Linked DNA regions of Homo sapiens: all the other regions are linked to region 1. Evidence: chromatin contacts called from ENCODE Hi-C or POLR2A ChIA-PET data. All regions are on one chromosome and are shown on one strand. The core of a region is the stretch at or near the end of the contact, and the rest is flanking DNA. Distances in the headings are between cores, read along the strand shown.

Region 1 (4,085 bases), core at 369-2,868:
ACTCCTCCATCTCAAAAAAAAAAAGAAAAAGAAAAAAGAAAGACAACCCTTAATGGGGGAGATGAGGACAGTCCCTACACAGAATCTTTGGCAGTGTCAATGTATACATTAATTTGCTAATCAACTAGGCTAGCCCTTTAATCTATATATTGTACTGGATTTTAAAAATTATTTCTTTACTTTCTCATTAGACCTTCCTCTTTTTTTTTTTTGTTTGTTTGTTTGGAGACAGAGTCTCCCTCTGTCGCCCAGGCTGGAGTGCAGTGGCAGAATTTTGGCTCACTGCAACCTCTACCTCACGGGTTCAAGCGATTCTCCTGCCTCAGCCTCCTGAGTAGCTGAGGTTACAGGTGCCCGCCACCACGCCTGCCTGATTTTTATATTTTTAGTAGAGACGGAGTTTCACCATGTTGGCCAGGCTGTTTTGAACTCCTGACCTCAGGTGATCCGCCCACCTCGGCCTCCCAAAGTGCTGGGATTACTTCTGTGAGCCACCACCGCGGCCGGTCCCTTCCTCCTTTAAAAATTTTTCTCCCAGTTCCCACTTTTTGTGGGTTAGAGGCATCTAAATTGAATGAAAGTACCCTTTTTGGACTACTGGGGAGGTGGGGGGATGTTCTCAGAAGGGGAATTTTCTTTCTGGTCCTAATATCCACCTAATTTTTAAAAGCAGGGCTCCTTATTATTTTGTAAAGTTTACAATTACATCATTAGATACTTCCATGTCTCATATTTCATTTTTCCAAACTCTTGGGGGAAATGAGTGGAGGGATGGATGGAATAGAAAATAGTTTTTCCTCTTGGAGGCTGAGGGCCCAGTAGGGGTCAACAGTACATTCAGCCCTCTCCTCACATATTCTGTTCTACCTACAAGTACAGCAAGTAAAGCCAAATTTCTCATGCATGCAAATAAAGTTTTTGCATTTGGCCAGTCGGTCCAGTTCTCCTGTCAGCTTCCTTCCCCACTCTGCCTCTGTTCATTAATCCCCCCCTTCCCGGTACCTAAACCCTCCACCTAACCCAGCCCTTTCTTCCACTTCCGGCTACTAGCCTCTCTCGCCTATCCACTATCCTCACACTCAGCATCCCCTGTCTGTACGAGATTAAGGAGCTCTGCCGTCCGCAGGGCCTGGGTTAGCGTGAATCTAAGCCAGAGCTCCCGGGTGGGGGTGGGGGTAGGGGTGGGGGTGGTCCCAGAGGTAGGGCGAGGAGGTGGGAAGCGTATTCCCTTCACTGGTGATCTCAACGTAGATTTGCCCGGAGTTCTCTTGCAAGAGAGCTGGCAGGTTTTACTATTTCCCAATCGTTTACTCGCCAAGCTCTCGGGTCCACGCGCCGCGGGGATGCGCCCTGCAAGCTGAAACTTCATTCAAAGCAAGGCGGCCCACGAGGTTGGGCTTAGGGGATCTGGATGACCTCCAGGCCACTTCCTTTCTCTCTGCGCCCTTCCCCCACTCTTCCAACCACCTTCGCTGTAAACAAAACTGTCCCCCCCGGGCGGAGAGAGGTCGCGCTCTTTCGCACACTCCCTCGCCAAGGGTTAATTTCTCAAATCGCACGAGGGGGAGGAGATTTCCCTGTAGACGAGTAAAAAGGGTGATGGACAAACGTGCGGGCACTAAGACCGCAAGGCATTCATTTCCTCCTACGGTGGATGCGGACGCCGGGAGGAGGAGAGCCCCAGAGAGAGGAGCTGGGAGCGGAGGCGCAGGCAATGCTCAGCCCTGGATGTAGCTGAGAGGCTGGGAGAAGAGACGACCGCTGGAGACCGAGCGGCGTGGGGAAGACCTAGGGGGGTGGGTGGGGGAAGCAGACAGGAGAACACTCGAAATCAAGCGCTTTACAGATTATTTTATTTTGTATAGAGAACACGTAGCGACTCCGAAGATCAGCCCCAATGAACATGTCAGTGTTGACTTTACAAGAATATGAATTCGAAAAGCAGTTCAACGAGAATGAAGCCATCCAATGGATGCAGGAAAACTGGTACGTGATGCTTTCGCCTGATACTGTTCCCGGGAGCCCTGCGCGTCTTCCCGGAGTGCCTTAATGTCGGTATTCCCTGCCTGGGCGTGAATGGAGCGATGAATCGCGGGCAGCCAGCTGATCGCTGAGTTCTCGGGTCTCCCGGGTGCAGGAGACGCTGGGGGGGGGGGGGTACATGAAGCGCGAGGTCTGTGGGTGCCCCTGTGTGAACCGCGGCTACATAGGCATCTTTTATATAGATTATATAACACAGAACATATGTGTGTGCACAGGGTGATGTCTGCGCGACAGGGAAGGCGGGAGAGATGCCACAGTCCAGATCGCCTACCTGTGCTCCCCTCCCCTCCCCCGGTTTTCATCTAGATTTGGGTTTTCTCGCTTGGCCTCTCCCGCAACCGGAGTGTGAAAGGCAGTGGAGGGAGGACCTTGTCTCCTGTTGCCTTTAACCCTCTCCCGCCCGCCGCCCTTGGCCCTGGTCCTCGCTGTCTCTCCATCCCTCGTGTCCTTCCTTTCTCCTTGCAGCGCTCCTACTTCACCGTCCTCCTCTGTCTGCCGCTCCTCAGGCGGATGCCCCCTTTTTAGTACCCCTTTCCCCACGCGGTTCCCTTTCCGGTTTCATAGAGAGACCGGGTGGGAGGGAGGAGGGGACAATGAAAACAGTAATAAATGAATGAACCCGAGCGAGTGGAGCCACGCCATTATTAAGTTTCTGTTTTACGGAAACGCCTTTTGGACACACTTCTAATTCTGTGCGTAGCTGCTGATTGGAGTTCAGGCACACAGATTAAAAGCCCCTCCGTCTGCAGAGTCCTTAGGGGCTCTTCCCTAGGAAACTAATAATCAGGGAAAACACCTTTCTTGTTTACTGTAGTCCCCCCGCCAGACCTTTTGAAAATCCCTGTGTGGGAGGCGATCCAGTGTCACCTTGCAATATTTAACAGAGGAGGGTGTGCTCATCTCGCTTCTTGTAGACAGGGTTGTGGCAGAGGCATTCCTCTCCTCCCCTTAACTTCGGGTCTGGCGATCTGTAAAGTTCAAGCCCAACGCACCCCGGAGCTAGGCAAGGGGCCGGCAGCCCGGGGGATGGCTTGACCGGGGAGGGTCGGGCCGCAGGGTCTCCCGGGAGCCGGGGGATTCCGCCCGCCGCGTGCGCGAGCGCGCGTGCCCCGCGCCCTCCCGCCTGCCCTCTTCAACTGGAAACCAGAAACGCCGGCGCGCCTGTGGCCTGGGCGGGTTGGTGCAGTAGGAGCTGGTGCCACGGGGCCGCAGCTGCGAAAAGGGGGTTTCAACTTCCTGTCCTCCAGCCCCCTGGAGTCGCCGGCCAGTGTCGGGAGGCCCGGCCGCCGCTTCCTTCTCCTCCCGCCCGGCCGGAGCGCGCCCACTCCCAGCTTCCCGCGGGCTGGTCCGGGCCCCAATGGCCATTTGCGGCGGCTGCCGGGCGGAGCCCGCCTCCTGGGCCGCGCGCACCGGCGGGGCAGGCCTGCTTGGGGTGAGCTGCGGCGTGGCTGGTGGCGGCGGTGGGCTAGGGGCCCAAGGGCCGCGTCTGGCCCGAGCCGGAGCCTAAGAGGCGGGGACGCGGGCCGCTCGGAAGGACTGGAAGTGCAGCAGCCACACAGGCACAGGGCTGGTGCCCTCCCGGGCCGCTGAGGCCAGGGGGTGCAGGGGTGGGTCCGGAAGGAGGTTGGACACTAAGGGTCGAGACCGCAGATAGACCTCGGCGTTTCGGGGCAGCCGAGGCCCCTCGAGCCCCACCGCCCGGGGTCCTTCTCTGGATGCACTTCCTCCTCCCGCTTAGGGGGTGGTGCTGGAGGCGGGGAGGGGGCGGTGGCCGGAGCCGGCGGGCGCCGGAACCGCGCTGCTGGCTAGCCCCGGGCCCGGGTCTTCTCCGCACATGTTTGTCATATCCTCCAGCCGGCCTGTTCGGGCCCACAGTCCTCCCGCATTAGCCTGTGTGGTCAGTGTGGTCAGCATTTGCTTCTGTGCCGAATCTCTGACTTGCTGCGTCCTGGTTTAACCTGCTCTTCCGGAGTCCGCTTTCCCTCGCTTTGCTGGCTGACCCCATTCACTGTACGCCCGCCATTCCTAGCCCACTGCAGTCG
Region 2 (4,220 bases), core at 636-3,135, 3.6 Mb before region 1:
TTGGAGCCACATTGCTAAATAGTTCAGATATTACAAATCTTTAGCCAAGACCAAATTGTGTTTTTTTTTTCAATTTATAGCCCAATTATTAATATTTAGAGACCATGTTTCTTTTATGCAGTTCTTGGTATCATCTTTTTCTATAGCACTACATTTTACACAGTTATTTCTTGCCTTTTACGGCTGGGAATCAAAACACATACGAACTTCAATTTTGTTGTAATAAACGTTAAAATTTGTGAACATTTTTAGTACTTCAGTAAAAAGCTCACTCATTGGCAGAAGCGTTCCCCAGATCAGGAAAAAAGGAATTAGGATTATCTATGACCACAAAGTAACATTAATTAATAGCAGTCTTTGGGAGCAAGCAGCAGCGCCTTTAAATCTTAGATTCTCTTGTGTCTGCAAATTATCTTTTATCTTTCAGCTGTGAAATTTTGTCTATGAAGTAATACCACGAGCAAATTAGCAATAGGATTGCAAGGTTTTTATAGTCCCGTGCTGTAGAACAATTGGCAGTAATTTGAAAAAGACCGTCCATAACGCTGTTTTTGGTCTGCGGCTAAATTTGCAATTGCATAGTTTCATTAAGGAGAACTGGAAAGAGGGCCCAGAAGTTGTTCTAGCAATCGGCAGCAGTTTATCTATTTTAAATCGTAATGCATACTTTTTTTTTCCTCCTACTGAAAACAATGGCAGATATGCTAAAGGGAAGGACACATTCTTGAACTGCTAAATGGTTTTTCCAGATAGCCATTTACGGAGTGCACTCAATTGCCACTATCTGGCTGAAAGCAAAAGCACACACGACGGCCCCTTTTCTTTTTTCCCTTTGCAAAGCGAAACAGTCTAGACGTGTTCACGTGATGTGAATGACGTCAGCCCCCGCCGGGTCGCGTGACCGACACCCAGCCTTCCTACTACCTCCCCCTGACCGCCAGAGTGGGAAATATCGCGAGAATTCGCCTTACTATCAGAACTTACTGAGGTTGCAGGGGAGTTACTCAGAAGGGAAGGGAAGGTGTGGTTGTGCGGCGGAGTTTTTGCTTTCATTCTTTTAACGTTCACAGCCAAAGCAAAGGCCTTTGGGGATTGCCAGAGTCTCAGCCACCATCCTGGAAAACAGCGGGGGAGGTGGGCCTGGAGGTGGCAAGTGTAATGTGGCTCAGGGGCCGTCATTGCCCCTTGCAGAAGGGGCTGCGGGGGAGGGAGAAAACCTGCGCCCGGTTCTGGGGAGCTGGCGACGCAGTGAACCCTGCTGAGGCTGGGTTTTGCCCCGACAGTCGCTGGTGGCTGTGGGAAGGGTTGGGACCCTTCTCTGAGAGCAGTGAACAGCCCACATCCGGCCCCTGCTGTGTCAACTCTGAGCGGCGTGGAGATGAAGTGGTTGCTCTCCCTTGCTCGGCCCACCGGGTGTCGTGGCCCGGGAACCGGCCTGGAGAAGTCCCTGCTGCCCGGCGCCCAAAACAGGGGCGTGGGCTTCCGCGACCCAGGGCGGCTGCCCCGGGCCATCCTCGAGTTGCCCTGCATCTTCCCGCTCAGTCAGCCCCAGATTGAGGCAGCCTTCTCTGTGCGGGTTTAAATGGGTAACTGTGACTTCTCGCCTCATTCACCCAAACCTCCAGTCTTCTCCCCCGCACATCCTCCTCCACCCACCTGGTTTCTCCCTAGACTGGTGTGCTCGTGTGTGCAACCAAAGGAGGGAGTGCGAGAGATCCACGAAGGGACAGGCTTGGAGTCGCTAGAGGGAGGTGTGGGACCAGCGAGGAGGGGGCTTCGCCAGGGAGGGGGTGCTGGCAGGCGGAGGGAGCGGCGGGAGGAGGCGCCGGAGGAGGAGACGGAGGCCTGGGGACGGCAGAAGAGGCTTCGCCTGAGCCGAGCGCTCTTTCTCTCGCCGCGCCGTCTTGAAGCCGCGCGGGCTCGTGAGCAGCGCGAGGCCGCCAAGGTGCCTCGCTTCGCCGGAGCCGCTGCCGCCCGCCGGAGGGAAGCCGGCCTCGGGCGCGCACGCTCGTCGGAGCCCCGGCGCGCCCCGCGCCTGAGCCTGCTGACAGCGGCCGCTGGGCTCAGGCTGTCCGCTCTGGGCTCCGCGGCCTCGGCCCCGCTGCACTCCACCTCCGCCCCCTCGGACTCCCTCCCCTCTGCTTCTACTCCTCCTGCTCCAGTGCGGATCGTTTCGCAACTGCTTGCCACTCGTCCCGTGCCTGGCTGTTTTTCCATTTCCCGGCCCCCTCTTCTTGAGTACTTTACCCCCTGCATTTGGGGACAGGGACTGGAAAAGGGGCGGGTGGAGCGTCCAGTGGAGAAGAAGGAAGCGAGGCCCGCAGGAGGAGGAGGATCGGCGGACTGTGGGGAGGAGACCCCACGCCACCCTTTCTGGTCATCTCCCCTCCCGCCCCGCCCCTGCGCACACTCCCTCGCGGGCGAGCTACTTTCGGACCAGGAAAGTAAGAGCGGCCCTGGGTGACAGCGCCGCGGGGCCAGTCCCGGGGTTAGCCGCGCGTCTGCTCGCTTCTGGTCCGTCGCGCTCCCAGCCAGGGCACAGCCCGGACCGAGGATGGCTTCGACCACAACCTGCACCAGGTTCACGGACGAGTATCAGCTTTTCGAGGAGCTTGGAAAGTAAGCACCTTTGCCCGGCATCCGCATATCCCCTTTCCAGCTGAGGGCGGGTCGCGTTGCCCCCGACCCACCGGCCTCCGTCTTGGGGCGAGGGAGTTTGGGAGAGGAATGGGAGGAGGGCCCCTGGTTTGTCAGCTCTGGGGAAGGTGCTGTCTTAATAAAGGGAGGGAGCACAGAAGGGGTAGGACCCTTACTCCAACTGTGGCTCATTTTGATGGTCCCTAGCCCACCTTCTCCCGGTCCCCCACCCTCCTGCACTGAGAGACTTAGTGAATTTACGATCTCTGCAGTTGTAGCTATCATCCTGAGAAGTGTGCGCGCGCGCCTGTGTGTAATGTGTGTTTGGAGAGGAAATTAGAACCCATGTAAAATGCAACATAGATCATGTTTTCTGTAAATAGAGATGCCTCCTGGTTAGCCGGCGTGTCGGCCGTATGACCCAGGTACTGATGAGAACTCACAGCCTCAGACGGTGCCATATTTATTGATGCCGAAAGTTCAACTTGGCATAGAGTCTATTTCGCATCCAGTAGTTGTTCTGTCCAGGAAAAGGGCCACCCAACAGAACCCAACCCCTTGCCCTATATCCAGTGTTGTTCTTTGCACCAGATTACCGCTCACCATCATTCTTCCTAGGATTTACGTGTGCATCTTTGCGTTCTCTGGGAGGATTTATTTATACAGGCAACGGAAAAGCCCTCTGGAGACTGAGAGCGCTCTTAAGCGTAGCCTAGCATTGTGTAAAACCACCTCCTTCACCCGACTGGCAGAACTACTTGGAGATGTTAGGGAAGGAGGCAGGAGACCTACTGAGGACTTATGCAAAGGGACCTAGGGGCCAAGCCGTGAATGCTGATTTTTGTAGCATGGAACCCAAACCCAATTCCTCTTTCACTAGTTTCGACTGTTACTTTTATGAAAGGAGTGCGTTTATATGTATGTTGTTGGTTTATACTGTAATTAAAGGAAAGGTAAATATTTTTAAAAGTAATAAAAATTACATATGTATATATTGTCTGGTGTTAAAACATGGAGAATATGTCGGAAGAGCAGCTTAATTCAAATCTCTCCCCTCCCCCAGTCCAAAACAAGGCATAGAGAAATCACCATACCAGGATTTGTTAAACCACACTAATGTGCTCAAGATTTATATTTTAATGAAAATAATCGTCATGTTTACTTACTTGGAACCACATTAATTTTTTGTTTCCTACCAAAATAAGTAGGCAGCAGATTTTTTTGCTGCTCCTCGTCTGCTCTGTTCTGTGCAGGGTTTTTCTCAGAGCATTTGGTGCTGTGAGTGTGAACTGTAAAATGTTTTCAAATTTCTTGTGCAAACAAGAGCGGTCATAATTGGCAGTTCCTTTCATTTTGTTGATTAATAATGTGTGCTCCCAGTTAAATAAAATTTACTTTTATTCTTCAACATTAAAGAAAGTCTGGGTTTCCAGGAAGAATTGTTCATTTACTGGATATTACTGTACTTCACTGGCAATCCACTAAAATCAATAAAAATGCTCAGATTTTATAAATTTTTAATGAAATATTATATCTGTTATATTAATGACCTGCTAATTATTGGTTTCCAGGGGGGCATTCTC
Region 3 (4,292 bases), core at 1-2,500, 4.7 Mb after region 1:
TTATGGGAGCATTTGCCTTATAGTTATGCCTATTCAAGTTGACACATTACAAAGGTACCACTGTTGACAAAAACATTTTAGGATCTATAATCTTAGTAGAGTGTCTCTAAGTAGCTAGTCACAATATCTCCTAGGAATCCTTTCTGGAACTTGGGTAGACCAGTATCTCAATTTTAATGATCACACGATAATTGGAGATGCTGAAAGAACCTGGGTGCCCAGTAGGAAAGTAGCCTAGATGATGATAGTCCCAAAGAAGATGGACTAGAAAAAAATAAAATGACACGTGGCAGACTACTGGTTGTTCTACAATATCCATTCTCCTGGATACTGGCCCAAACCATCCTCCTATCTCAGCCTCCCAAGTAGCTGGAACTACAGGCGTGTGTGCCACCCCGCCTGGCCGATGCGCGGTGGCTCACGCCTGTAATCCCAGGACTTTGGGAGGCCAACGCAGGCGGATCAATGGAGGTCGGGAGTTCGAGACCAGTCTGACCAACATGGGGAAACTGTCTCTACTAAAAATACAAAAATTAGCTAGGCGTCGTGACGCATGCCTGTAATCCCAGTTACTCAGGAGGCTAAGGCAGGAGAATAGCTTGAACCCAGGAGGCGGAGGTTGCAGTGAGCCGAGATTGTACCATTGCATTCCAGCCCAGGCAACAGTGTGAGACTCCGTCTCAAAAACAAAACAACAACAAAAAATAATAAAATAAAAGAAAGAATAAATAATCTCTACTGGGTTAGGAAATGGCCTTATGGAGAAGATGGCATTTGAGTAAGCTACTTAGGGTTTTTTGCTCTGTAAGTCGGTGTCAACGTCCCGTTTTCACGTGGTGGCCTGATCATTTTGTCTTATAGTGATGTCTTTGCGTGCATGTGCGCTCATCTCCTATATTGGACAGGGTCTAGAGCAGTTCCTGGCACAGAGTAATCACTCAATATTACATCACTATACTAAAAAATCATGATAGTAATTCTTGACGGGATAAATGAAGGCATGAATAAATGTATGAATTAACGAGTGGCAGTGAGCTCTTCAGGGGTGGTGGGTCTTGTCTCACTCGTCTTTGAGCTGCGGCCTCGCTGAGGGCATAGTGCGCACAACTGGCTGGTGTTCCAGATTCCACTGGCAGGGACCAGGATCGCAGCCCGAGCGCCGGGGCGGGAGGGATGACTCCGGACGGTAGGGGGCACCGGCGTGCGGCCCGGCCGAGCCCCCAGGTAGCTCCGCGCGCACAGCAGGACCGTCATTGACGCCATGAGCGCGCTGCTGCGGCTGCTGCGCACGGGTGCCCCAGCCGCTGCGTGCCTGCGGTTGGGGACCAGTGCAGGGACCGGGTCGCGCCGTGCTATGGCCCTGTACCACACTGAGGAGCGCGGCCAGCCCTGCTCGCAGAATTACCGCCTCTTCTTTAGTAAGTAGCTCCCGGAGGTTCGCCGAGCGGCGCACCGGAGAAACCTGGGTGGGGGATGGAATGGGGGACACTTGGGACGCCCCGCGCGGTCTCCCTTCTCTCTTTTTGGGGCCCTCAGCGGTAGCCGCGCGGTCCAGGCCACCTTACTTCCCGCGGGAGCGCGCACCGAGTCACGAGAACTGCCAGCGAGGAGGCGGCGGATCAAGACCCCAAAGCGGAGAGCAGAGGCGCAGGGCTGCCGGCTGGGGGGTAGATAGCGCCCTGTGCCCTGCCAGCCGCCCTCCCCGAGGGGTAGGCAGAGTGCAAGCGGCCACCCCGCGGCGGCCTGCAGCCATTAGCCGGCCCGGCCGCCGTTCCCGGTTCACACAACTCAGTGAGGAAGGGAAGGCAGAGCCCGCCCACACGCCGGCCTTCCTAGAGGCGTAAGAAACCTCCTACTGCGGGAGCTCCCTGACGTCGGAGAGGCAGGCGGAACTTTGCGGATGCCTAATCCAGCGCGTCTTCTTTTTTTGGAGGGACTCTGATGAAGGTTCTTTCCCCAGAAGCTTGACTTGGTACGCACAAGTTTACACCCTGAGTGTGATCCACCATCCAAAGCCTCGTTGGTTCCGGAGCAGCCCCTTTTCCTCCCCAAGCTGAACAAGCCCAGAAGGCTAAGCGACTTCGGGGGGGTCCCTGAGTTGCCGAGCTCAGAGAAAGGACCCAGGTCTTCGTGACTCATTGTTCCGTGTACCCCATTGTTTCACTGTGTACGTTAACCGTAACAGAAAATAGCGATGTCGGTCGCTTGCCTTCACTCCCCACTGACTGCAGAGCCTTGGAGTGGTAGTATCAAAGTGGGCCTTGCATTATCGCTCCCCTTTTCGGAGCACTGGCTCTGGAGGCTTTCAGTTCTAAGCAGGCCCTCGAGTTCTTCACGTCTTAACTCTGTGACCCCGGACGAGTTTAAGTTGCTAAGCCTTGTTTTTTCTCATCCGTAAAATAGGGCTGCAAGTATTACATGACATTATATATGTAAACTGATTAGTCACAGGGCCTAAAATATAAATTACTATTGTTAATACCGATAATCATTATAGATATTTGTAATTTATGAGAGATTTGCAGTTATGCTACATGAGTTTAGGGTCGAGGATTATTTTGTGGGAAAGAAGAGTTTGCCTAAAGTCGTGTGATTATAATGCAACTAGTACTAGAATTTCTATTTTCTTCAAAATTGGTTGCAGTTTTCACCCTATGCCACATATTTTCTTCTATCTTTGGTTAAGACTGATCAGGTGAACAGGAAGTCTCAAATTTCTGAATGGATTATGTTCTAAAAGGTTACCATGTGATGATTAATGGGAATAGTCAGAAAAAATTATGAAGTGGCAGTTCGCTTTTTAAGCAGATTGAAAAAAGGCCTGTCTACTGCAAGTATTCTAGATTTGCAATAAGTACGGTAATTAATAGATACCCAAATAATAAATATTTATGAAGTGTGCTAGACACTGTTAGGCATAGTACAGAGATTCACAATATTACTATAATTATGGAAAAAGTAAATACACTGGTTGAGCAAAAACAGGCTTGAGAAGCCAGGAGCGCACAGAGTAGTTGACCCAGTACCGGATTTGGAATGGGGAGTCCTAGGCCATAATCTTGGCTCTGCCGTTAACTCGCTGTGTGCTGTTGGGTGGGTGGTTACTTCAGTTCTTTCTCACAGAGCCAGTTTCTTCAGCTGTAAAATGAAGCTTTTGACCTTGAAACGATGATCCTCAAGGTCCTTCTCAGCACTGGTATTCCCTGAAGGCATTGGATGAATAACGGAGATTCTAACAGTCTCTGTTAAGACAGGATGTCGAATGGGGGCATTTTTGGGAGTATGTTGGCCTCTTATTGTTGGTTTGTTTCTTTAGCTGCAAATGTACTTAGGACTCATGATTTTTCTGTAACTAGAGTGCCACAAATAAAATACGTTTTTCATTCAGTTGGATAAACAGGGCAGGAAAGAAGAAAACCCGATTTTACTAAGGTAAATGGGCAAAAACTGGAAGAAAGGGGAGTGTGGTTTTGGAGAGGGTCCCGATGGTAAGATCCTGATTGGAAGGTGTGTTGGTTAAACAATTTCTGAACTAACCGCCAGATGGCATCACTGGCCAGGACTGTTTACTACCTGCTAGAAGGGGTAGGGCAAAGTGAAACGAAGCCACTCTAGGGCGAATGGGGTAAGGGGAAAGCAACGAATAAATTGCCCTTTATAAAGATGATCACAGATTGGATATTTATTACTCAGTGTGTCTGTATGCAGTACTAGGGTGGACTAATGTCTCACTTCAAAAAAAATATGAGTGTAGTATACTTGGCCTAAAATTGTTACTCAGTGTTACTAAAGTGTAATCATTTTCCACATCTCCAAATATATTCCAAGTCTCTGAAATACTAGTGCATTGGGAGGTAGAACATTTTCGAGCTTCATGTCTGTAAATGGTTTCTCTTTACTGTCATTCAGTAAAATCAGAATAAATGATTGATGTAATACTTAAAAAAAAATTGGTGTTAAACTTTGTAGAAAGAGTGAGACAGGATGATTAGGGGAAAGGGTATCCTGATGGGAATCATCAGGCCTCCTTGGTGCCAGCCCTGACCCTGTTAGTATCTTGCTGTCACTTCACCTCCCTGCATCTCATTTTTTAAAACCATGGAATGAGGAGATTGGACCAGATGATCATTTTCCAGACTGCTTAGTTGAACACAAGCATCCCATGGTATATTATTAGGTTTTCGTTAAAACAGAGGGTTTCATGGTTTAATAAATTAGAACACTTCCCATTTTATTACTTTTTTGAAGAAGAATTTGCCTATTTAAGTTCTGGAAAATTCGGATGTAACTTC

What was found. Hi-C counts contacts between places; a loop is a spot of excess contacts on that map. ChIA-PET counts read pairs that join two places held with the same protein, here RNA polymerase II (POLR2A). Pooled maps may share reads with other maps.
Region 2: a map of naive thymus-derived CD4-positive, alpha-beta T cell shows a loop between it and region 1 (22-fold over the local background). The contact joins the promoter of CAMK2D here to the promoter of ELOVL6 in region 1. A Hi-C loop is called at or near these places in 1 of 168 maps with a recorded cell type or tissue (naive thymus-derived CD4-positive, alpha-beta T cell), 1 of 37 single-sample maps with no recorded cell type and 8 of 50 pooled maps.
Region 3: a map of naive thymus-derived CD4-positive, alpha-beta T cell shows a loop between it and region 1 (7-fold over the local background). The contact joins the promoter of PPA2 here to the promoter of ELOVL6 in region 1. A Hi-C loop is called at or near these places in 1 of 168 maps with a recorded cell type or tissue (naive thymus-derived CD4-positive, alpha-beta T cell) and 6 of 50 pooled maps. POLR2A ChIA-PET finds 5 or more read pairs at or near these places in 1 of 52 experiments (K562).

The regions. Positions count from the first base shown.
Region 1 is chr4:110,196,148-110,200,232 of GRCh38, reverse strand. ELOVL6 (ELOVL fatty acid elongase 6) reads left to right here and starts at 1,618. Exons shown (of 4, transcript NM_024090.3): 1 at 1,618-1,986. The coding sequence starts at 1,898. RefSeq lists enhancers at 1,245-2,037, 3,626-3,920 and silencers at 2,952-3,581, 3,782-3,891.
Region 2 is chr4:113,759,403-113,763,622 of GRCh38, reverse strand. It overlaps CAMK2D (calcium/calmodulin dependent protein kinase II delta), which reads left to right and starts at 1,885. Exons shown (of 21, transcript NM_001321571.2): 1 at 1,885-2,619; 2 at 4,209-4,220. The coding sequence starts at 2,555. RefSeq lists enhancers at 618-1,156, 1,157-1,695 and a silencer at 1,689-2,098.
Region 3 is chr4:105,471,020-105,475,311 of GRCh38, reverse strand. PPA2 (inorganic pyrophosphatase 2) reads left to right here and starts at 1,250. Exons shown (of 12, transcript NM_176869.3): 1 at 1,250-1,418. The coding sequence starts at 1,262. RefSeq lists a silencer at 1,060-1,269 and enhancers at 1,490-1,609, 1,900-2,069.